Regions from separate parts of the Mus musculus genome. Here regions 1 and 2 are each linked to region 3. The links are chromatin loops, found by intact Hi-C in ENCODE. Cell type or tissue: heart. All regions are shown on one strand.

Region 1 (8,000 bases), 72 kb before region 3:
GGAACTCACTCTGTAGACCAGGCTGGCCTTAAACTCAGAAATCTGCCTGCCTCAGCCTCCCAAGTGCTAGGATTAAGGGCATGTGCCACCACTAACCCGGCCCAGAATATTTTTTTTAAACACACACACACACACACACACACACACACACACACACACACACACACACACACACTTGATCGGCATGTGATGCCATAAATACAAAGACATTGGCAAGATTCTGGAAGGTAAGGCTCACTGATCCTTGTGAACAAACATTTCTGGATTACCTGAACTCTTCATCCTCCTTTGGTAATTAAAAATAAGAACTAGGGGAGATGGCTCAGCGCTTAAAAGCACTGGCTGTTCTTCCAGAGGTCCTGAGTTCAATTCCCAGCAACCACATGGTGGCTCACAACCATCTGTAATGGGATCTGATGCCTCTTTTGGTGTGTCTGAAGAGAGCGACAGTGTACTCACATACATAAAAGAAATAAATAATTCTTTAAAAATAAATAAATAAAAACTATGAAGTCAGGGGCATGGTTCAGTGGTAGAACCCCTGTCTAAACCCCCCCCCCCTAGTGAGGGCCTGGGGGTGTGTCTCAGGGGTAGAGCCCCTGCCTAGAATCCACCAGTGAGGGCCTGGGGGAGTGGCTCAGGGGTAGAGCCCTTGTGCTGAGGCTGTTTAAAACCCGCTGCCATTTATAGGAAGACCTGGAGCAACTGTGAATGTTGGTGGGTTCTTCAGGCAGTATTCACCCCTAGTAATGAAGGGCAGCTGTCCCCCGCCCAACGTGGGTCCTGTAACACAAGCATGCATGGTGCTTACAATCATGCCTGACATACAGTAACTGCTCAATAAACGCAAACTCATTCCTTCCACAAATATCGAATGAGCACCTACTCTGTGCCAGCCTTGTTACAGATGGTCAGAGAGTTTAGTTACAAAAATCAGTTAAGTCCCTGTGTTTGTTGAGGATCAGGGAGGCAAATGTAGAACCAGCTGGGGCTGGGGCTCAGTGGGTAGAGTGCTTGCCTGGCGTGCATGAAGCCCCCGGGCTCAATACCCAGAACTACATAAACCAGGTGTGCTGGACCATGCCTATCACCCTGTCACTCAGGAGATGGAGGTGGGAGGGTCAGAGGATGCTCAGCTACCTAAGGAGTTCCAGGTCAGCCTGAGCTATGTGAGACCCTGTCTCAGAACAACAGAAAAACTTAAAGGTTAGGTCTGATGGTGTCCTGATGCAGGAGGATCATTGTGAGTTCCAGGCCAGGCCAGGGAACATAATGAGACCCTCTCTAAAAACAAAAACAAAACCCTCACTGAAAATGGAAAAGCAAATCCAGAAAGGGGGGTTGCCCATTTAGAAAGGGGGTCTGCCCCCTGCACTGGGGTGGAGGGAGGATGTCCAGGCAGTGACCTCAGAATCTTTGGTCACCATGTGACAGACGTCATCGCTGATGGCTTAGTTGATGGCGTAGTTGTGGGTGTTGGCTCCTCTGCTGCCCTGCAGCCTACTTCTGGGCAGGAGGCCATACCTGCAGCTCTCCTGTCCCAGTTCCTCAAGAGTATCACTGTGTCCTGGGCTGCCCTCAAGGGGAAGGAGGGCTGGGGAGGGCTGAGGAAGGCTAGGGAGAGTGGGGGTGGCAGAGGCTGGGTTTGCTGCCTCTTGCCCTCCTTCAACTGTGACCTTACCTCACCTTGCTCTCCCTGTCTGGCCCTGCTCCCACACTCTCGCCTAAATACTGGGACTCATTCCCATTGTTGTTCAGCATAGCTCCCCAATGTCCCTGGATGCCTCTGACTCAGGCACCTTGTCCCAAATCGACCTTAGTATCTTCCCAGACCTGCTCCATTTCCCTGCTCTCAGCCAGGAGGATGCCACTGCCCCTGAGACCGGTAGAAGGACCTGGGTCTCAGTCCTTATGCCTCCCTTACTCCATTAGCACAGAGGCTGCCGGGCTGCCCAGAGCCCTCTGCAGAATACAGACTCCTCAGCCTGTGCACCCAAGCCTCCCGCCTCCTCCAGTGTGTCTTCCCAGCATGATCTCAGCTTCCCCCCTCCCCATGTGAGCCTTGGACACCTTCAGTTCTCACTGTTGAGGGCGGTGTCTCTCCCCTCCCTGCACTGTGCCCCCACAGTGTCCCCATCACTGTGTAGTGGTTCAGAGAGCTCGTGGAAGCTGACACCAGGTGTGGATGACACAGAGCTGAGAGTCTCCAGGGAGGCCCAGGTTTCTGGCAGGGCAGAGGTACCTTTTGTCCCTAACCTGTGTCATGACTTCAAGTCGTCAAAGCATCACATGACCCTTCTCTGTCTGCTGCCCTTGCTATCTCTGTCCTCCTCCCTCCTCCCTTTCTGCTTCCTGGTCTTCTGCTAGTATGAACATTTTGTTTTGTTTTGTTTTTGAGACACTGTCTGTGTAGCCCAGGCTAGCCTTGAATTCACCATGTAGTTGAGGATGGCCTTGACCTTCTCCTCCTGTCTCCATTTCCTGGGTGCTGGGATTACAGGGGTTTTTATACAGGGCTGGGAATCCACCCACCATCAGCTTCTGGAATGCTGGTCAATCGCCCTATCAACAAAGGTCCATCCCTGGCCCCTGTGTGAACCCTTTGAGTTTAAGCAAAAGCTGTAGTGGCTTGTGTACTTGGTACGTGCTTGGCCCAGGGTTGCACGTTCAACCTGTCTGTTGAAGGGAGCAGTGGGTGGCCACAACCTTGACTCCTGACTCTTCTGGGGTTAGAGCTGGTATACCTGGGCTGCTCCAGCTGGAGCAGGAAAGTGCAGGGGGTGGAGGGGTGCACTGGGCACTCTCCGATTGACACACCGTGTGTGTAAGCGTTGTCTGTGTGTGAGCTGGGGTCCCAGCCTGGAACAGAACAAACAGGCAGCTCAACTTCCGGCCGAGAAGTCAACACATACAGATGGCCTAGAATGTTACATTAGAAGGAGATATGGTTTTAAAATTTTGTTTCTATTTTTGGAATAAAGCCTCATGGAACCCAGGCTGCCTGGAACTTACTGTGTGCTGGAGGGTGACCTTGAACCCTTGAACTGCCTCTAGCCTCCCACCTCTTGAATGCTGGGATTACAGGCACACTACCCACAGCCTTTACTCCACACAGAAGCTCAAAGGTAGGGTTTTGTGCTAGGCAACCACTTTATCAAACTGTTCAAAGTTCCTGAACCTGATTTTTCAATTTCACTTTTCTTTTCTTTAGATAGGGTCTCACCATGGAACCAGATTATGTTGACCAGGCTAGCCTGAAACTCACAGAGATCCACCTGCCTCTTCTTTTGAAGTGCTGGGATCCAAGACAAGAGATCTGCGCTACCATGCTGGCCTATTTTCTTTTTGCTACATGGGATCTCTCTACACAGCCTGTGCTGGCCCTGAACATGAGACTGTTTTTCTGCCTCAGTTTCTAAAGGAGCTGGAACTGCAGGTGCCCCAAAAGGCCCATCCCTAGCCTTTGTGTGAGCCATTTGAACTGGAGCTAACAGTGGTGACACATTTATTGTCCCTTTATCCAGCCTCTGGCCCCACTATCGTATGAGGTTAAATGAGCCGCTGAACCACTGCCTTCTGATGCTAGAGCAGCCTGCTGCTGAGGCACACACCCGTAATCTCAGCATTAGGGAGGCGGAAGCAAGAGGATTGCTGCCGGTTCGAAGCCAGCCTGAGCCACACAGCAACTCTCTGTCTCAAAAACAAAAACAACCGAAACCCCTCAAACCCCAGAAACAGGGCCAGTGAGCTGGTGTATTGGGCAAAGGCCCTGGCTGCCAAGTCTGATGACCTCAGCTCTATTGTTGGCACCACAGGGTGAAAGGAGAGAACAGTTGTCCTTTGCCCTCCACACCTGTGCCAAGGTCTGGGCACCAGCCATCCCCCAATAGATAAAATGTAACCAAATTTAAAAACCGACAAAATCAACAACAACAAAATACCCTCAAAACCACATCAAAACAAAACGCATGCAAACAGGCCAATCTTTCGCTTCTCCCGGCCGTTTGAGGACACGGTCTGTGACCTTGTTTTATGAGGCTCCCTTCCCAAGCTCTCTTATCTCATCTGCCACCTCAATAGTTCCCTGGGGAGCTCAAGGCTGGAAGTGGAGCAACCATCTCCCTTCCTGTCAAGACTCTGCCTACTTCTGATCTGTCAATACTCTGGGAACCTGGATTAGATTGGGGAGGCTCTGCAGCAGGACCCTTGTCTCAGTAAATCGGGAGAGGAGTCCCCTTCCTCATTTCCCTGGTCATCTGGGGAAGCCGAGGACACAGGGCAGAGCAGTTATGGTAAACCTGACCTGTAGGGGGTGTCCCTCCAAACAGGGCTGGGAGGCAAAATCCCAGTTTCCAGCTGGGCCACGGAGGCTGTTAGACCAATCAAAAGACCCCAGGTGCTCTTCACTCCTTACTGTACACACAGCATCGAGTGAGCAGTCAGGCCCGGTGGCACAGGCCTCTCATCCCAGTTATTTGGAAGACCGAGGCATATACCGTACATTCCAGGCCAGTTCAGACAATTATGAAAATCCTGTCTCAAAATAAAAAGTAAAAAAGAGGTATGGAAAAATACCTCAGTGGTAGAGCCCCTGCTAGAATCCCCCAGAGAGGGGCTGGGGGCGTGGCTCAGTGGTAGAGCCCCTGCCTAGAATCCCCCACTGAGGAGCTGGGGGCGTGGCTCAGTGGTAGAGCCCCTGCCTAGAATCCCCCAGTGAGGGGCTGGGGGCGTGGCTCAGTGGTAGAGCCCCTGCCTAGAATCCCCCAGTGAGGGGCTGGGGGCGTGGCTCAGTGGTAGAGCCCCTGCCTAGAATCCTCCAGTGAGGGGCTGGGGGCGTGGCTCAGTGGTAGAGCCCCTGCCTAGAATCCCCCAGTGAGGGGCTGGGGGCATGGCTCAGTGGTAGAGCCCCTCCCTAGAATCCCCCAGTGAGGGGCTGGGGACGTGGCTCAGTGGCAGACAACTTGGTTATCACATACAAAACCTTTGATTTGCACCACATATAAAATCACAGACACACGCCCGCGCATGTGCACAAGTGCGCGCGCGCACACATACACACACACATACACACACACACACACACACACACACACACACACACACACACAGAAACATGCATGCTCTCAGCTAACCAAACAGCCTCTTGTCCCCATCCCTTTGGCACCTTCCCTGATCTTCTTGCTCGGGGATTTCCAAGTCATTTAATCACCTAGCAAATATTTATTGAGCACTGACTCCATGCCAAACCGCTGGGGACACAGACGACAGACAGATCTGTTCTCTTATATGGCTAAATCTTATTGGAGGATATGAGCAATAATTAAAAAGAAAAAAGAAAAACCAAACAAACCCTACTTAGCCTATAGTGTCAGAGAACGATTAGTGCCATAATGCCTCGAGACAGGAAGATAAGACGAGTCAGGAGGATAGGGAGGACACAGGTCACTCTTTCAGCTACGGACGTTAGCAGGTCCCTGAGGAAGTAAGGCAAGGCGTGACTGAGGTGATAGGGAGCCTGCAGGTATAGGGGGGAAAGTATGTTTCCCCAATGCATAGTACAGTAGATGCAAAGGTCCTGGGCTGGGAAAGAGTCTGTGGGGTTTTTCATTATTACTTTTAGACATAGTCTTCAGCCCCACCCCCTCCAACACTGGGCTCACAGCTGTGCACCACCACCTGAACTCACTGCTCTTGCCGAGGACCTGAGTTCAGTTCCCAGCACTCACACCAGGCATCTGTAACTCCAGCTCCAGGGTCTCTCTCTGATCTGATTCCCTCTTCTGACCTCCAGGGGCACACACACACACACACACACACACACACACACACACACACACACACACACCTTAAATCTTAAAAGATGGTATTGGGCTGGAGAGATGGCTCAGCGGTTAAGAGCACTGGCTGCCCTTCCAGAGGTCCTGAGTTCAATTCCCAGCAACCACATGGTGGCTCACAACCATCTATAGTGAAATCCTGGGCCCTCTTCTGACATGCAGGTGTACATGCAGATACTCATACATTAAATAAAAAACTCTTTTTGGGGCTGGAGAGATGGCTCAGTGGTTAAGAGCACTGACTGCTCTTCTGAAGGTCCTGAGTTCAAATCCCAGCAACCACATGGTGGCTCACAACCATCTATAATAAGATCTGTCACCCTCTTCTGGTGTCTGAAGACAGCTACAGTGTACTTATATACAATAATAAATAAATCTTTTTAAAAAACTTTTTTTTAAAAAAAAGGTTATTACGGAAATCGAATGTATTTATTTCAAATAGAAGGTGGCATCCATCATTGTGTCCCCACACTCCTATGCCTGTCACACTCACAGCCAATCATAGTCCCCATCCCCTCATCTCCACCTGATGGCAGAAGGTTCTGGGTGGGATTTGGAATCAACTCCATGGCTACCCAAGCCCAAGATGCTGACAATGTTGATCAATAGTAGCATTGGTCCTAGACCTACCATAGCCTCCTGGGTGCACTCAGCCATTTCAGTACAACTCAGCATACCAAAGGCTGTCACATGGGTACAGCTGCCCTGTCACACTGCCGCTGTAGGAACCACAGCAAGAAAAAACCTGCACATGTTCATCAGAGACACAGGACTTCGTGTGTGTGTGTGTGTGTGTGTGTGTGTGTGTCTGTCTGTCTGTCTGTCTGCCCGTCTGTCTACAAGTCCTTGTGAAGCTAGAGGTGGATGATATCTGTCAGGTATCTTCCACGACTGATCAACACATCATTATTACTACTGTTATTATTAACCTTTATTTTTATTGTGTGTGTATTATATTTAGCTTCCACATGCATGTAGTGCTTGAAATAGCCTGGAGAGGATGTCTGACCCCCAGAACTGGAGTTGCAGGTGGTTGTGAGTCACCACGTGGGTGCTGTCTCTCCTGTCCCACACAACACAACGGTTGTTAATTTTTCATGTAGGCAGTAGGAGTTGAACTCGGGACCCCCTGCAGACTAGGTAAATGCCGTGCTATAGCTCCATGTCTAGCGATCACCTTTCCCTTTTATTTTCTTTCTTTTTTACAATTTTTACTTTTTTTTTTGAGACAGGGTCTCACTATGCACTCCCCCCCCCCCCCCGCTGGTCTGGAACGCTCTACGTAGATCAGGCTGGCCCCAAACTCACAGAGATCAACCTGTCTCTGTCTCTAAAGGGCTAGGGTCAAAGCTGTGCACCCAACCTGCTTTCTTGCTTGCTTTCTTTCTTGCCTGCCTGCCTCCCTCCCTCCCTCCCTCCCTCCCTCCCTCCCTCCCTCCCTCCCTCCCTCCCTCCCTCCCTCCCTCCCTCCCTCCCTCCCTCCCTCCCTCCTTTCTTTCTTTCTTTCTTTCTTTCTTTCTTTCTTTCTTTCTTTCTTTCTTTCTTTCTTTCTTTCTTTCTTTCGAGCCAGGGTCTTTCACTGAGCCTAGAGCACACCATTTCTGTGCTCTGCCTGGCTGGTGAGCGTAGACACCCCTCCTTCACCACCACCACGTCCACCCCAGTGCTAGGGTTTGGGCACGAGTTGTCACACTTGGCTTTTGACCTTGATGCCAGGCATCTGAACCCAGGCCCTCATTCCTCAAAAAGCAGGCACTTTCTCCACTGTATGTTGTGTGGGTCGGTGCATATGTGTGTTTCCGACCCCCTCCCTGGCCCCTAAGAAAACAAGGGATGTCCACATCTCCACCTGTTCCCTGAGGCAGGGTTTCTTGCTGAACCCAGAGCTAGGCCGGCTGCCAGCCAGTTCCAGTGATCCTCCTGTCTCTGCCCTTCTGCGCTGGGGTTATAGACAGAGGGCCAAGCCAGCTTTTAAGGTGGCGTGAAGATGCAGGTTCATCTCCAGTCCCTCATGCGTATATTGGGCATAGTTGGTAGAACCCATGATTTGGGGCCTGGGAAGTGTGTATGGAGGACTCACTTCAAACAGGGAAGGCCGACTTTGGAGGTAGAGAACCACCTAGAATCCTCCAGTGTGATGATTAATGTCTCAACTTCACACAC
Region 2 (8,000 bases), 190 kb before region 3:
GAACTCCCTGCAATCCCCCCGCCCCCCCCCCCCCCCCCCCGCCCTCCTCAGCTTTCTTTGAGTGCTGGAGTCACAGGTGTTCATCCCTGTCTTAGGTTTCTGTTTCTGTGACCCTGGGGTCTCCATGTCTCTAGGCATCCAGCACTCACACCTCTCCAAGGCTCCTGACATACTTTCTTACTGCCGGGCCATCTCTCCTGGTCCATCTCCTCCTCCCTTCCTGCTCTGTTTCTCAGCATTGCTGGGGCATTAAAAATGTATCAGCATCCCAGCGGGGGCAGGGGAGCTGGCCCTTGTGCAAGACTCCCTGTGCCTCCCGTGTCTTTAACTCCCTGTGGCCCCTACATGCTGGCTGGCCTTGAGACTGGCCTGTGCTCTGACCTCTCCAAGTCACAGGATCTCCACAGCCCTCTGGCTGGGGTCTTCTGATCTCCTTTCCTGTCACCAAACCTCTCTGCCCTTCCAGTGTCCCTGCCTATACCCCTCCCAGCACCCCAGCACCCCTGCCCCTTTCTGGTATCTTTCTGCCCTCCCTTGCAATCTTCCTTCATTCTTTGTGCATGACTCCATCCTTGCATTACTCCATCCTTGCATAGGTCTGATCCCCGTCCCCTCCCTCTCTTGGCTCCTCTTCCTATATCCCTGCTCTCCATCCTGTCTCTTGCCCCCCCCTCCCCCTCCCCCATTTCTTCTCTGCTCAGTTCCCCTTCCCTAACGAGAAGAGACAGCCAGGCCTGCCATCCCCTCTTCTCCCCTCCCCCGCCACTGTGTGGGGCTGCCTGGATGACATAGATGAGCAGAGAGAGATAGGGAAGAGTGGGGAGGGAGGCTCAGGCTCCAGCAGGAGGTCCAGGTGGTGTAAGCCCCATTCCCAGAGGAGGCCAGGAAGCAGGGAGGCTGAGCAGCTAGAGCCAGGGGAAAGAGATGTAGGGAAAGCAAGGGAGAGATGGAGAGAGCAAAGGAAGGACAAACAGAACAGAAAGGAGAAAGAGCCCGGAAAGAGAGAGAAGGGAGAGATGGAAAGGGAAATGAAAAAAGAAAAAGGAGAGGGAGAGAGAAGGAATGAGGAAGTGGAGATAGGAGTAGGATGGGTTAGGAAAGGCCAAGGTCCTCTCCCCAACGTTCGAAGGGAAGGCCCAGCCCCAGGAAATCCCCCCAGGGATTCAACAGAGAAGGGACAGTCACCACAGGTCTAGGAAATAGGAAGCACTTTGGGGAGCTTGCCCAGCCTGGCTATTGGGTTGCTGGCTTTCAAAGGCTTTCAAGGGACGGGAGTGGAACCTTGGGAGAGTGTCCTTTTCGGTTTCCCCGTTCGCAGGCTGGGAAGGGGAACAAGGTTTGCTCTGGGGTTCTGTGGAATCTGCTATGAGGTACCACACGGGTGGATTCTAAGAATTCACTCAGAGGGACAGGTACAGATCTCATCTATCTGGGAGGTCAAGGCCAATGACCTCAAAGGAGGTGACGAAAGAAAAAACGAGGCCAAAAGTGACAGGCATTCTCCCTACGATCCTTCTGATCCCCGTTCTGAGCAAACTCTCCAGAAACTCCCCGCTCCCCATCCCAGAGTGTGTAGTTAGGAAGAAACAGCCAGGTCACCTGCTAGGGGCGGGGCGAGGTCAGCACACCTGTTTACACCTCACCCCATCCCCCACCCCCACCCCCTGGCCTCGCAGAGCCCCAAGTCCCCTCCAGGGCTGGGGGGTGGGGAAAGGGGAGCGAGTCTTAGAGAGGAGGCTCCTCCCATTTACCTCTCCAAGTGCTTCGAGGACAAAGGCGTGACCAAAGGAGAGATAAGGTCCCGAAACCAGGAGTTGGGACTCTTAGCGCTCCAGCCCCGCCCCGCCCCTCCCAAACTAGGTGAAAGCGATACCGGAAAACTTCCCCAGGGACGTTGCCACTCACAAGGAAAGGGGGAAGGGGAGGAAAACTGCAAACCTCCCGGGCTCTGACTCTACCTGGGACACAGCCGACTAAGTTCCCAATTTCAGGCTACGTCTTTAAGCCTTTGATTATATTTGGGGGCAGAGGGGTAAAGGTCAGAGTCCCTTGATCATTAAATTCCATTGCCTACAGCTAAATCCGAACCTGCCAAGATAGTGCCTCTGGACCCTAACTGCACCTGGACCCCAGCGAGCAGAGCTCTTTGCCCACAGTTAAACCCAAGACCCACAAGTTTGAACCCCTTTTCTCCAATTCTATCTAGACCCGGGTTAGGCTCGCCTTCTGAGATCCTGGAGGCAGAACCTCTTAATTTTCCCAGAACCCAGGGGTCAGTGTCTGTAAACTCCCTGAGGCTTGCACTCCAGACTCACACCCTTCCTGCCCCTGAGTGCCCCCAACTCTCATCATTGGTTTGCCAAGGGCTCCCAAAGACCGAACTCATCCCCCCCCCAACACACACTCGTCTTGGGAACCTCGACTGTGGGTCCCCTCGCGCCCAATTCTCCCCGGGCCTCGGATGCCCAACCCAACAAGAAGGAAAAGAAAAAAAAGGGGGGGGGGTGTCGTCCCTCCTCACCATCACGACCCTCCAGCTAGTGTGAGTGGGGGGAACATTCTCCACATTCCTGAGGGGGGAGAGCAGAGACGGAAATCCAGATTCCGGATAAGTGATCAGCACAGGATGGGGAGGATTTAACCCTTTCCACGCCGAGGGAGGTGGAGGGGGTCAGAAACCCGGGTTAGAATGGACACTTGTGATTACGCGAGGTGCAGAGAGGGAGGTTAGGAGACTCGGAGAGAGAGCCCGGTGTGTTGCGAGAATCTCGATCAGTAGGGCCAACCTAGAAGGGGGCACGAGGGAAAGGGGCCTCGGGGAGCTGGGAGTGAGGTGGGGGACGATGCCCCGTTCCCTCCCTTCTGAGGACTGACGAAGGCATCCGCGCGTTTTCACCTGTTTCCTGAAGCAGGAGCAGTAGCAGCGGCAACAACGGCAGCGTCGGTGACAATCTGGACGGCGGGAGGACTGCGGCCCGGGCCATGGGGGGCCCGGGGAGGGACTGGGCCCGGGCAGGGGGTGCCTAGGGACCACTCTTCGTGTACCGATCGGCTGGGAGGGCAGTCAGGGGTCTGAAGTGTCCGGCTCCAGGCCGGCTTCCGCCGCTCACGGCTCCCCGGATCAGTTCGTTCGGCCCAGCTTTCCCTCGCCTGGCTCTCAGGATCCGCGCCCCCCGGCCCCTCGCTTAGCTCCAGCGGGCCGGACTCATGACGTCACAGGCCCCGCCCCTCTTCGCCAAGCCGATCCTAGGGCTCAGGCTCCGCCCCTCTCAGGGCTAAGACCCCGCCCATCCCGCGTCCCACACCTGTCTGGCCCCACGATTCTATCTCCGCCTTCTCCTGGAATTAACTATTTGACCACGCCCACTCGACATGGAGCCACGCCCACACACAACCCGGGAAGACCCACTGCGCCCCCTACTGGTCACTCTAATGAGACGCGGTCACACCCCCTTCTAAACTTCCGGTCGCCTCCCACCAGGAGAAGCCATGCCTTCTCGCCCAGACCACGCCCCACTGCCCTCTGGTTAGCCTGAGTATGTGGGCTCTCATAGGGCCTCCCTTCCTGAGGCACCGCCCCTTGGTGAGGCCACACCCCTGTCCCAGCCTTTCTCCTAGTCCTGCTGCTGTGGTAGGTCGGGGTCACTTCTTAGTGGACCCCATTTCTTTCTGATCTCTGCCCTGGGTTCTCGTGTCGCCGCATCATTTCTTTCCAGATTTCTCCTCTTTCTCTACCTCTGAGTCTCCCTCCGCATCCCCATGTTTCTCTGTGGCTCTGCTCTGGTGTTTCTTTGTCTGTCCATGTGCCTATGTCACTTAGTCCCCGTGTCTCGTTGCATTCCTTTGACTGTGTGCGTCTCTCTTTGCGTCCCTGTCACTTTCTGTTTCTTGTCTCATAGTTTTTTTCTGTGTCACTCTTAATATTCCTGTCCCTGCATCTGGCCTCTGCGTCCCTCCCACCCAGTATCCTTTTTTTATATCGCAGCCTTCCGCGAGGGGGCAGCATAAACCAACCCAGCAGGCCGAACCCCGCTGGGTGGGGCTGGACCAGTCAGTCTGTCCTCTGGCCCTACCAGTCCCTTCCGGTTGTCCTTGTCCCACTTTCTCTATCTCACCAGAATCCTGTGGTCTTTGTGGCTGGTTTTGAGGCGGCCCTTTTGTCTCTTCGTAGACGCTCCACCCTCCCCACCCCCACCCGCCTTTTCACATTCCCAGGGCCGCCGAGTGGAGCTAATGAGAAGGTCCACTTGTTGGGGATGGGGGAGGGGAACAGGTACTCCGCTGCTGAAGTACCTGACAGCCAAATCCTCCCCAAGGGCCAGGCATTTGGGGGTTTCTTGTGAGAGAGCCACCTGGGCTGGGGTAGGGCCCCTTCTCCACCGGCCACATACATGAAGCCCCTCTCCCATGTGGCAAGGCCCAAGGAGTGGACCCTGGCTCTGACCAACTTGCTTTCCACTCTTGTTAATGCTCCTATTTGTTTGCTTGCTGATTATTTTGTGTGTGTGCAGGCCGTGCTGACTTCTGAAGGGCAAATAACAACTTGCTTTGAGTTGGAAGCAGCAAGTGGGTGCCGGGGCCCCAACTCACGTAGCCAAGTTTGGTGGCACAACCTTTGAAGCCATTCCACCCACCTTGGTTTTGTTTTATGAGATGGCATCTCCTGTCGTCCTGGCTAACCAGCCAGGGATTGTAGGCATGCACTGACTCCAAGTTGAGCTAGCTCTCTCCTTTCTGAGCTGTTGCCACACCCCTTTAACAACATTGTTGATAAAGGGTTTTAGCTTTGTCTGCCCACCAGGCCCTCGTGTAAGTCTTCTCCCAAGCAGTCCCCGATCAAGCCGTGGAGAAGGAAGGGGAACTGAGTCATGGGAAGGGAAAGTGGCTTGGTGCCAAAGGTCAGGGTTATGAAAAGAGGCAGGTCCACAATGGACACTATTCAAAATTCTTTTGTTGCTCACAAGAATCTTAGGAAGGGGGTCGGGTTGGTGCTGCACAACTGTAATCCCAGTACTTAGGTGGCAGAAACAGAAAGATCTCACAGAATTCCAAGCCACTGTGGTCTACAGACCCAGTTCTAATCAGCGACGATCACCACGTGAGGGTCACCGTGTGTGAAAAGTAAACTAAGGCACAGGTTCTTTCCAAACCACCGCCAGAGAAGGAGCAGTGTGAGGTTTGTTGGTGTTTATAGTAGCTATGCAACATGACATCCAGATAATATCTCAGGTTTGCAAGGAACGTGGCATGAGGCTAGTGGTATAAATGACAGACACTGAGTAAATGCTCTGTAGCTTCCAACTTTTTTTTTTTTTTTCCCAAGACAGAGTGTCTTACTCAGGCTTTCCATAACTGCAATGAAACACTGTGACAAGAAAAGCAACTTGGGGAGGAAAGGATTATTGTAGCGACAAGTTTGAGATTTTGGTTCCTTTAAAAAGCACAGAAGTATTATGACAATGTTTCATTTTAATCCTTCAGATTGTCTGCAGCAGCTGGTTATGATTTGCCTCGTGCTCCAGCAGAGGTGTGATTTTTGTCAGCCACGTATAGTTTCTGCGACTGTGTGGCGTTTGGAATTCTGGAAACTGTACAGAGGGTAAATAAGTGCTAGAGGACCAATAGGTACGCTGCGTGGTCGTTGGTCATGGTTTGTCATAGTTGTCCTCAAAGAAGACACTAAAGGAAAGAAATTAGATTCAGGGATCTGGATCTCTCTCCCCCTCTCTCCCTGTCTCTCTCCTGTCTAGTGATAGTAGGTGAAACGGGGCATAGTGTGGAACAAAGGGTGGGAAAAAGAGAAACCCACAAAGTAGCAAAGACCAACTACAGGGTTATTTGCCTTACACATCCACATTCCTGTCCATCACTGGACGAAGTCAGGACATGAATTCAGCAGGGCAAAAACCTGGAGGCAGGAGCAGAGGCCATGGAGGAGTGCTGCTTACTGACTTCCTCCTGGTGGCTTGCCCAGATTGCTTTCTTATAGAACCCAGGACCAGCAGCCCAGGAATGGTACCACTCACAATGGGCTGGACCCTCTCTCATTGATCACGAATTGAAATACGTTTTATAGCCAGATTTTATGGAAGCATTTTCTCAGGCTCCTTCCTCTCTGATGATTCTAACTTGTGTCAAGTTGACACATAAAATCAGCCAGTATACAGAGTCTTACTATGTAGCTCTGTAGCCCTGGCTGGCCTGGAATTTCCTATGTAGATCAGGATGGCCTTGAACTCATAGAGATCTGCCTACCTCTGCCTCTCTGTAGTGCTAAGATTACCACCATGCTGAGAGCCTTGATGACTTTTTGTTTGTTTTGGTTTTGGTTTTTCGAGACAGGGTTTCTCTGTGTAGCCCTGGCTGTCCTAGAACTCACTCTGTAGACCAGGCTGGCCTCGAACTTAGAAATCCGCCTGCCTCTGCCTCCCAAGAGCTGGGATCAAAGGCGTGCGCCACCACACCCGGTGACTTTTTTGTTTTTGAGGTTTACTTTTATATATATGAGCATTTTGCCTGGATGGATGTGCACCGTATGAATTCCTGGTGCCCGTGGAGGCCAGAAGAGGGCAGCAGATTCCCTGGAGTTATGGATTGTTGTGAACTGCAATATGGGTGTTGGGAAACAAGCCTGGGTCCTCTACAGGAAAGAACAATGAATGCTTACCACCTCTTGAATCTGTATATGTATATACTTATTTTTTTAATTTGTGGTTGGGAGGGGCCTATGTGAATAGGTTGTGGGGGTCAGTTCTCTCCTTCAATTTTGTGGGTCTCCAGAGATTGATCTCAGGTTTCAGCTTGGTAGCGAGCAACATTTACCTGCTGAGCCATCTTAAGTCCTGGATTATAACCTCCCCTTCCTCTTCCTTCTCCCCATTTTCTTCTGGGGGGGGGGCAGAGCATGCATAGAGGTCAGAGGTCAAATTTAGGGAGTTGATTCTCTCCTTCTATCATGGTTCCAGAAAACAAACGAAGTTGCTCAGACTGGTATAGCTTTTATCCGAACAGCTGCCTGGCAGACCCATCACTGTCTTTCCAAAGCTCTTTTATTCTGACCCAGCTAAAGATGGAGGAGGTCTGGGGACTGGAGAGATGGCTTAGTGGTTAAGAGCATTGACTGTTCTTATAGAGGTCCTGAGTTCAATTCCCAGCAACTGCATGTTGTCTCACAACCATCTGTAATGGGATCCTATGCCCTCTTCTGGTGTGTCTGAAGACAGCTACAGTGTATTCATATAAATAAAATAATCTTTAAAACAAAAAACAAAAAAAAGCCCAGAAGAGTCGGCATGTCCGGCCGTCTTTTTCCCCTGTGCACCTGCTCTTCTGGACTGCCACCAAGTGGGCTAGGCTCCCTCTAGGCGGGTCTTTGTGGGTAGGGCAGGCTCAGGAAGGAAGCCAGGGGAGTGTGGCGCTACCAGATTTCATGCCTATGAGGCATGCTTCAGCCCAAGAGCAGCTTGCTTTGTTGACAGAGAACTGGGTGGGTCTCATACTTGTGAAGTCAACCTCCAGGGTCAAGGAGCCCCAGAGGTAGCGCTTCACTCAGGAGGGAGCCAGAGCTTGCTAGGCACAGAGCCAACGGCTTCCTGTTCTGAGTAACTTACTTGCTCTGCAACCCTGCTCTTGTGGGCAGCAGGACTTGAGGCCCCTTCCCCTAATCAGTGATATTGTCTCAGAGATAGACGTGGATTCCAGCTCCTAAGTCCACTGGAGCCTGAAGGTAGTTTACCTTTGAACGTTCCAGTTATACATCTAACTTTTACATTTTGTTTAGTATGTGTGTGTAAGGATAGGATTTACACACACACACACACACACACACACACCCCTCAGATAGTATTTCTCTATTTCTAGAGTAGGCTGCCCTTGAACTCACAGAGCTTCCTCTGCCACTGTCTCCCCAGTGCTGGGGGGTGGGGCTTACTACTTGTGCCTCTCAAATGCTTGAATTCCCAGTATGCATCACTGTACTTTGTCTCTCCCTGCAACCCCAG
Region 3 (8,000 bases):
CAGTCCTGTAGCCAACACCAAATATGACTCAGCAGCTGCAGACCAGTCCTCTAGGCAGGCAGACACCACACAGGGATTGGCAGCGATAGACCAGACCTTTCAGCAGACTGATACTAGGCATGAACCAGCAGCTGACTTCCTCCCAAAGGAACTGTTAGGCTCGTCAACTGGCCTGCTGTTGAAACGGCAAACTGCCGCAGGAACCTCACGAGCAGTGCTTGGGTGAGCTTCTCTTAATGGCAGCTTAGGGAAGAATAGCGAGGCAGAGCAAACCAAACCAAACCAACGCTCAGTGCTCGTCTCCCACTGTCTGTGGGGTCATAGCTATACTCCTTCATCACGTGTCCTTTCACGTGTCTGCTTGAACATGTGTGCCCCAGCTAAACATCATTTGCCGTAACCAACTTTCCAGAGAAACCAGAAGTTTCCACTTCAGTCCTTAATGTGTCGATACGCCCGGAAGGAGGGGCCTCGCGCAAGGATCTGTCCGTTTCACGGACTTCCTCTGTTCACATCCTGAGCTTACAGAGATCCTCGCAGGATGGGTGGGTTCTTATTTCCCTTTGCCCTAAGGAGCCTCTCTTCAGACCCCTGCTTCTGTCCCAGGGACTCAGAATCAACCAGGCAGGACTGACACCACGGAGCTGTCACTCAAACACTGACTGACACGGCAGTGCTGCTGAGTTATGGAGGAAGGGGTCTCTAGGTGTGATAGGCTTTTTCTCTCCCTAGGTGGAGTGGATACAGACCAGATTGGACCAAATTAAAAGTAGGTAGAGTCAGGTTTATTAGGCATTGCTCCTGGGTAGGTTCATCAGTCCCGAAGAACAAACACCCTGGCTAAAACGGGGAAGTTTTATAGACTTTAGGCAAAGGGTTGCAGCCATATGTCAGCCTTAGGCTGGGTTTGTGTCCAAGCATGGTCAAGAGCACTTAGGGCCAGACTTGGGTGCCTGGCAGCATCAAGGAAGCAGGTTTGAAGAGCTGCCAAGAATGCAGAACTGGGCTGTTGGAGCCGGTCCTTTGTTTGGAGTTTTTCAGTGTAGGTGGCTTTTGGGGAAGGAGGGCAGACTGGAATTCCCAGCGTGTGCGGGGCTGAGCAGGGGTTCCAGCCTAACAAGGTAGGTAGAAATAGGAAGTGGAGACCAAAGAAGAGGTGACCGGTCTGGGATCTTAAACTTTAAAAAAAAATACTTTTTATTTATTTTTGGGTCAGGGTCCTCCTTTCTCCTCTTCCTTCTCCTCCTAAGACTGGATCTCATGTAGCCCAGGCTGGCCTCAAACTCACTATGCAGCATGTATACTGGTTATGAGTTAGACACTAGCCTGGGTTACAAAGTGAGACCATGTCTCAGAAACCCAATCCTGAAGAACCCCCCACAAAATGCCATCCACAAGAGCACCATGAATTTCTGGGGGCCTGCCGTGACCTCTCTTTTTCTAGGCATATCAGTAACCTAGATTTAAATTATTTATTTATTTATTTATTTATTTATTTTGGTTTTTCGAGACAGGGTTTCTCTGTGTAGCCCTGGCTGTCCTGGAACTCACTTTGTAGACCAGGCTGGCCTCGAACTCAGAAATCTACCTGCCTCTGCCTCCCAAGTGCTGGGATTAAAGGCGTGTACCACCATCTCCCGGCAGTAATCTAGATTTTTATTTAGAAAATAAGCAAGAACAACCTCTACACTCAGAAGAAATATTCTGTGCCCTGTTCAGCTTGCAAGGCAGGGCAATACGTTTTCTGCTGTCCCAGGTCCTGTGATGGCGTCCTGTATCTCTGTGCCCATCGCAGTAGGAAACCAGGGACATCTGTAACCATTCTGGCTTTTCTATGCCTGCTCCAGCTCCCGAATAGAATAACGACACAGAGGCTTGCGTTTACTAATAAATGCCTAGGCTCTATGCTAGGCTTGCTCCCCAACTAGCTCCAAACTGGTATTAACCTGCTTTACTGGTCTGTGTCTGCCACATGGTTGGTTATAGCGCCTCAGTTTCGTAGTCCAGCTTCCTCTCAGGCTGGGTGGCAAATCTCTCGTGTTTTTCTCTCTTTCCCAGAGTTCCTCTCTCTGCCAGATGTCCCATCTTACTAACTACGCTGCCTTTTGCTATAGGCTTTTTATTTTGACCAATCAGAAGGTGCTTTGGGCAGGCAAATAAGGACAGAGACACATCTTTACAAAGTGTACAAAAACATCAGTCCAACAGATGTTACATGTTGTAAGCAAGCTGGCTGAGTTGGTCAACTCCCAGGGACAGAAATTCTGGGATAACGCAATGAAAGAGAAAGGAGAAAAGAGGGAGGGGGCTGTGAAGAAGACACAGCACGTGAATTCCTTAAGAGCAAGACTGTAAGGAAGAGAAGGTGGGTTGAGAGCAGGAAGAGGTAGAGCCAGGGCCCCCACCTCTTGGGCCGGTCATGTGACTTCCTCCAGCCAATGGGATGGCAACGATGGTGTTAGGTTCTGAACCAGAGGCCTCGTAATCGGTTGGCGTTTACCTTTCTGAACATAAGAGGACACCAAGGAATGCCAGCTGTTTCCACTGATGTTGCCCCTCCAGACAGTCACTGGACCACAGATACTGCAGCAAGCCCCCACCTGCCGAGCCTAACCTACAGCCGAAGCCACAGAATTGCAATCGGCACAAATGGCTGTTATTTCAAGCTGCTAGATTCCAGAGGCAATTCGTTACCTTGCTGAGGCTGACAGATACACCCTTGGATTCTGGGAAATCTTCATGACTTCTGTCAAATTCTTCCTCCTGTTCTCCCTCCCCTCCCTTCAACTAAGCCAGGGAGTTTCTCTTGTTTGCAGTCCACGAGGCAGAAGAATAGAGACAGTGTTCCCGGAATAGGTGGACTGTGAAGATGGGGTGTTGGCAGCCGGCAGGAAGATAGAAAAGGCTTTATTTAGCTGGGGACATCTTGGGCACAAATGGGAGGGAGGTGGAGCTTGACAAGGGCCATGTCTTCCTGTCCTGAGACTCCTGTCCTGGGATCGGCTTCGGGTAGAGATTCATGAGCTCATGGCTTAGCTGCACGTTCCTTATTTCTGTGGGTTCGGCAGTAAAGATTGGAAGGGGATGGAGGAGGGAGGGGAGAAAGAGAGAGTACATCACTGCTATGTGTTGCTCTGCGATCCCTCCAAATTCATATGTAGAGGCCCTAAGCATTATTTTATAATTTCCAGTTGTGTACATATGTGTGCATGCTCCGGCATCATCTCCTCCCACCATGTTGGTTCCTGGAGATCAAACTCAGACCCTCAGACTTGGCAGCAGGTTAATTTGCCAGCCAAAACCCTCTCTGCTGCCCAAGGCTTTGTTTAGCTGTCTTCTCTCTCTGCAGGATGGGTCCTCCCTCTCTGTCATCGCCCCCTGATGCTCTCCCCCCCCCCCCATGCTACCTATCTCCCTTCCTGAGTTCCCATCCTTCATACTCATTTTTGTTGATCATGTTTGCCTCCCTCATGACACACAGAGTGGATGGGATGAGGCACTCACAAAGCCCACTACTGCTTAAAGCTGGTTCAGATTCATGTCGGTCTGTGGGTTGGGTGTGGTTATGACCATTCCCATTTTGCGGATGGGCACACTGAGCCCCAAAGGGACTCCACTTCTCTACAGCTTCCCTAAACGGATGTGAGCCACGGCAGCTGAGCAAGCCCTTAGAGCTTCTCTTGTCACTTTGGGTATTAGTGAGTCAGATGGGCACCTCTGGGGTCAAAGTCATTCTTTCCCATGGGTCGGTTGGGTTGGTGTTTTGTTTTGTTTTGTTTTGTTCTTTTGGTCAGAGTTTAAATTGTTGCTGTTCCCTGGCTGTGTGGTTCGGAATTGATGTTTTGACTTGTCTGTGCCTCACCTATAAAGCTGGGAATAGAATTTAGCTTATTCCACTGGTAGAGCGACTCAAATTGAGCTCAAGTGGGCTGGAGTGGATGTCCTCTGGTGGACCAGTGGGAGGAACGCAATTACCTTAAGTGCCAGCAGTATATAGAAGCAGACAGATCCGATCAGGACTAATCCTCCGATGGTGGCCGCTACGATGAGGGCTATGGCGGATCCTCCTGAGACCGACATGTAGTCGTTCGGCTTCATGGGATAGGCAACTGTGGGAGCCGGAACTGTGGGAGCCCCGGTGGCTGCTGGGAACCGAGGGGAGAGGAGACTGAAGGAGCCACCCTCCACCTCTACACCCTGATTCCTGTCAACTTAGAACTCAGGCTCCTCTGTACACTGTGGTTTCCACACACCCATCTCTTCCTCCTATTTCCAAGCTCATCCATCTCTCTCTCTCTCTCTCTCTCTCTCTCTCTCTCTCTCTCTCTCTCTCTCTCTCTCTCTCCTCTTCCTCTCCCAACCCCTGTGGGGCAGTGGACAGTGCCACCGGACAGAAAACTTGGAAAGGTCGAGCAGATTCAGAAATCCCAGTAATTCTCATAGCTGAGAATGGTAGGCGTTTAATCTACTCCCAACCAGGTTCCTGACCTGGAAAACATGACCACCACACCCCATGGAGAGGACTGGGCAATCAGTCAAGTAGGGACAACACCTGAAGTCCTTCCACATGCAGATGACGCGTCCCTAAGATCTCAGACCAAGCCAATAGGAAACATCTGCCTTTAGACTCCACCCACCCCAAAATGTATATAAGACTCTACCCACAAGGAATAAAGTGCATGAGTTATTTCACCGAAGACTGTCTGGAGTGTCTGTCTTATAGAGCTGTATGTAACACCTTGGGGAAGAAAATTCTCTCCGCATTCAGCATTCATCACTGAAGCTGCTCTAGCCTATTGCACCACTTCCTGCTAGGTCCCTCCCCCCCTTGGCTCCTAGCAGCCCACTGTGCCTAGCTTGCCTGTTGCACTCCATAGGCCTGGCAACCTGCCTGGTTCCAGCCGCCCCGTGGAAAACATGACCACCACACCCCATGGAGAGCAAGTCAGAGGGAATAGGGGAGAAGGACAAGGCCTGCCAGAGCCGTGATAGTCTTGCTGGGGCTGGCAGGGTCCCCCCTCCCGCCCCCCCGCCCCCCGCCCCCCGCCCCCCCCCGCCCCCCCCTCCCCGGGCAGCAATCCACCTGCCTCTGCCTCCCACAGAGTGTTGCGATTAAAGGTATGTGCCACCGTCACCTGCCTAGGAAACTTCTTCAGACACAGGATGTAAAAGCAAAGTGTAACAACAGGAAGTCCTGGAGGAGGGCGGGTGTGAAAGCCTCCAGCCTGGAGATAAAGGTCCTTAAGGCAGGAAGCAAGTAACTCCAAACAGCTCCCCAGTCTCTGGAACTGACTGTAGGCTCCTGGTAAGTGTATCTAAGTAGTGGCTGCTGACAAGCTCTTAGACAAGCCCAGCTGAGGAGACACCCGCAGGTAAACCTGAAGGACCCTGCCAGCCCCAGCAAGACTATCACGGCTCTGGCAGGCCTTGCCCTTCTCCCCTATTCCCTCTGACTTGCTAAAAATTGTTAGGTTATATTCCTAAAGCTAGCCACCAAGGTCTACTCCCTTATTTGGCCACATCCCCTGAAGCAGACTACCTAGATCCAGCTATCAAAGTATTGAAGTCCAGCAATCAAAAGCTCCCTTTGGCTACCCTAATTAACATGCCCGACAAAAATTAAGCACCTATCCTACTGCAGGGCTTCTTGTACCTTTATAAATAGCCATTTCCCCACGGTCACCTCTATTTTCTTTCTGTCCAGAGCCAGTCCTTTGTATCTCTGGGACACATACCTCCTCCCCCTCTCCCTTGTTCCCCTCCCCATCTGAGAACGTGGTCCTGGGGTGTCCTGTGCTGAAGCTGACACTCCTGGCTGTCTCCGTGCTGGGCTCCAGGTTCCCAGCTTTGTAAGCTGTCACTCATGCTGGGGTGGGCTTGGGTGATAAAAGCTGTCTTTGAGTCCTCTGTGTTCCTGTTAGTAACACTTCACCCACATTTATGTAAGTAACCCCAATAAAACTCATCCCTTCACCAAGTTGGACTTTGGTGGTGTTAGGGGAGGGTATCGGCTAAGGACCCCCAAGACCAAGTCTGTCATATATAAAATGGGTTAAGGAAGGGCTGGGGGGATGGGCTAAAGGATAAAGTACTCTCTGGGCAATGCGAGGAGCAGTGTTGGGACCTTCTGGACTCACAGTAAATGTCAGGCATATGACCTGCTTCTAATCCCAGAACCTGAGAGGTGATGGGGAGTTGGAGATGAATCCCAGAACACCTGGCCATCTAGGCTAGTATCGGTGGGCTTTGAGTTCAGCTGAGAAACCCTGCCTCAGTGAACAAGGTGGGGAGCCATTAAGGAAGACCTATCAGCCTCTGGCCTTCATGTGTACAGAGATACACATGCAGACATTCACGCAGATACACATGAGAGAAAATTAAAAACAAAACAAAACAAAACAACAACAACAACAACAACAACAAAAATGACTAAGCCACAGCCTACCAAGTAGAAGAAAACATGGAGTGACATTTTGGCTATAAAGATCTGGGGTGGCTACAGGAAGCCAGCTGTAGACCCATGTGGGTACAGAGATCGCGGGGGACACTTACGGCTCAATGAGACAGTCACCGGCTCAGAGACCAGCTCTTTGTCTGTGTTCCTGGCTATGCACAGGTAAGTGCCCAGCTGATCTGGGGACAGTCGCCGGATAAATAGCTTCTCCCCAGTTCCACATGGCTTTCCATCAAAGGTCCAGCTCAGCACAGGCTCTGGGTTCATGGTCACCATCCACTGCAGGATCACAGAGTAGTTAAGGTCACTGTAGATTATGCCCTTGGAAGACTCGGGGAAGGTCACCAGTGGGATCAGGCTGGGATTGTCTGTGGGAACAGAGAGCAAGACCTCCAGGTGACCTCCCAGAGACACTGGCATCTCTTCTGCCCCACACAGTTACATGCATACATTCACACACACACACACACACACACACACACACACACACACACACACACACATACTCTCTCTCTCTCTCTCTCTCTCTTTCTCTCTCATTCATTCATTCACTCTAATTCATTCATTCACTCACATTCATTCATTCACTCTAATTCATTCATTCACACATTCATTCATTCACTCATGCATTCATTCACCCTCTGTCATTCATGCATTCATTAGTACAGCCCTACTGGGGTTCACAAGCTCCTATGTTCCATTGCATGTGGCCAGTACAGTGTCAGTAGTCACAGAATTAATTATACTAGTAATAATAATACCAGGCTACTAAGTATTCAGTAAAGCTAGGGACACTTATATTAAACTATTTCTATTATAGCTGAGGCATTATTATTATTATTATTATTATTATTATTTTGCTTGATTTGTTGTTTTTATATTGAGTCTCCCTATATAGCTCTGGCTGTCCTGGAACTTACTATGTAGACCAGACTGCCTTCAAATGCACAGAGATTTACCTGCCTCTGCCTCCTGAGTGCTGGGATTAAAGGTATATGCCTCATTCACCAAAAATAACTGAGCATTTTGTTTTAAAATTTCTTTAGTATATTTCTTTAAAACTTATTTTTACTTTATGTGTGTTTGTGGGGTATGGAGGATGTATGAAGATGTCAGAGGACAATTTGTTGGAGCTGGTTCCCTCCTACCATGTGGGTTCTGAGGCTTAAACTCAGCTCATTAGATTTGGTGACAGATGCTTTTTACCGACTGGGGAATCCTTGCAGGGGCTCTTACCACTGAGCCACGCCCCCAGCCCCTCACTAGGGGATTCTAGGCAGAGGCTCTACCACTGAGCCATGCCCCCAGCCCCTCACTGGGGGATTCTAGGCAGGGGCTCTACCACTGAGCAATGCCCCCAGCCCCTCACTGGGGGATTCTAGGCAGGGGCTCTACCACTGAGCCACACCCCCAGCCCTTCACTGGGGGATTCTAGGCAGGGGCTCTCCCACTGAGCCATGCCCCCAGCCCTTCACTGGGGGATTCTAGGCAGGGGCTCTACCACTGAGCCACACCCCAGCCCCTCACTGGGGGATTCTAGGCAGGG

Evidence for each region. Hi-C counts contacts between places; a loop is a spot of excess contacts. Peaks named below come from ENCODE experiments on the same cell type or tissue, not always from the same donor. Only the 100,000 strongest peaks of a DNase experiment are listed, where the experiment ranks them.
Region 1: it touches region 3 in a loop (2.0-fold over the local background); 2 of 42 quality-filtered maps call a loop at or near these places.
Region 2: a loop joins it to region 3, with 2.5 times the contacts of the local background. A loop is called at or near these places in 3 of 42 quality-filtered maps.

What each region holds. Positions count from the first base shown.
Region 1 is chr7:19,862,762-19,870,761 of GRCm38, forward strand. It overlaps a transcript of Ceacam16 not described here. Among named protein-coding and RNA genes, the nearest start is that of Ceacam16, 5.5 kb to the left of the region's middle. In heart, a CTCF peak has its summit at 4,309 (motif pointing right); DNase peaks (open chromatin) are centred at 1,670, 2,165, 3,900 and 3,990.
Region 2 is chr7:19,746,319-19,754,318 of GRCm38, forward strand. It overlaps Nectin2 (nectin cell adhesion molecule 2), which reads right to left and starts at 3,255. Exons shown (of 9, transcript NM_008990.3): 1 at 2,897-3,255. The coding sequence starts at 2,984. Gm34744 (a long non-coding RNA gene) reads left to right here and starts at 3,252. Exons shown (of 3, transcript XR_881878.3): 1 at 3,252-3,631; 2 at 5,482-5,625. In heart, CTCF peaks have their summits at 3,420 (motif pointing left), 4,006 (motif pointing right), 6,569 (motif pointing right) and 7,369 (motif pointing left); DNase peaks (open chromatin) are centred at 2,683, 3,513, 4,023, 7,503 and 2 weaker places; H3K4me3 peaks cover 4,742 bases; H3K27ac peaks cover 5,594 bases.
Region 3 is chr7:19,935,198-19,943,197 of GRCm38, forward strand. Igsf23 (immunoglobulin superfamily, member 23) reads right to left here. Exons shown (of 5, transcript NM_027308.2): 3 at 6,553-6,822; 4 at 3,976-4,145; 5 at 2,108-3,053. The coding sequence ends at 3,048. Among named protein-coding and RNA genes, the nearest start is that of Igsf23, 12 kb to the right of the region's middle. In heart, a CTCF peak has its summit at 4,893; DNase peaks (open chromatin) are centred at 84, 444, 974, 4,894 and 1 weaker place; H3K4me3 peaks cover 780 bases; H3K27ac peaks cover 2,968 bases.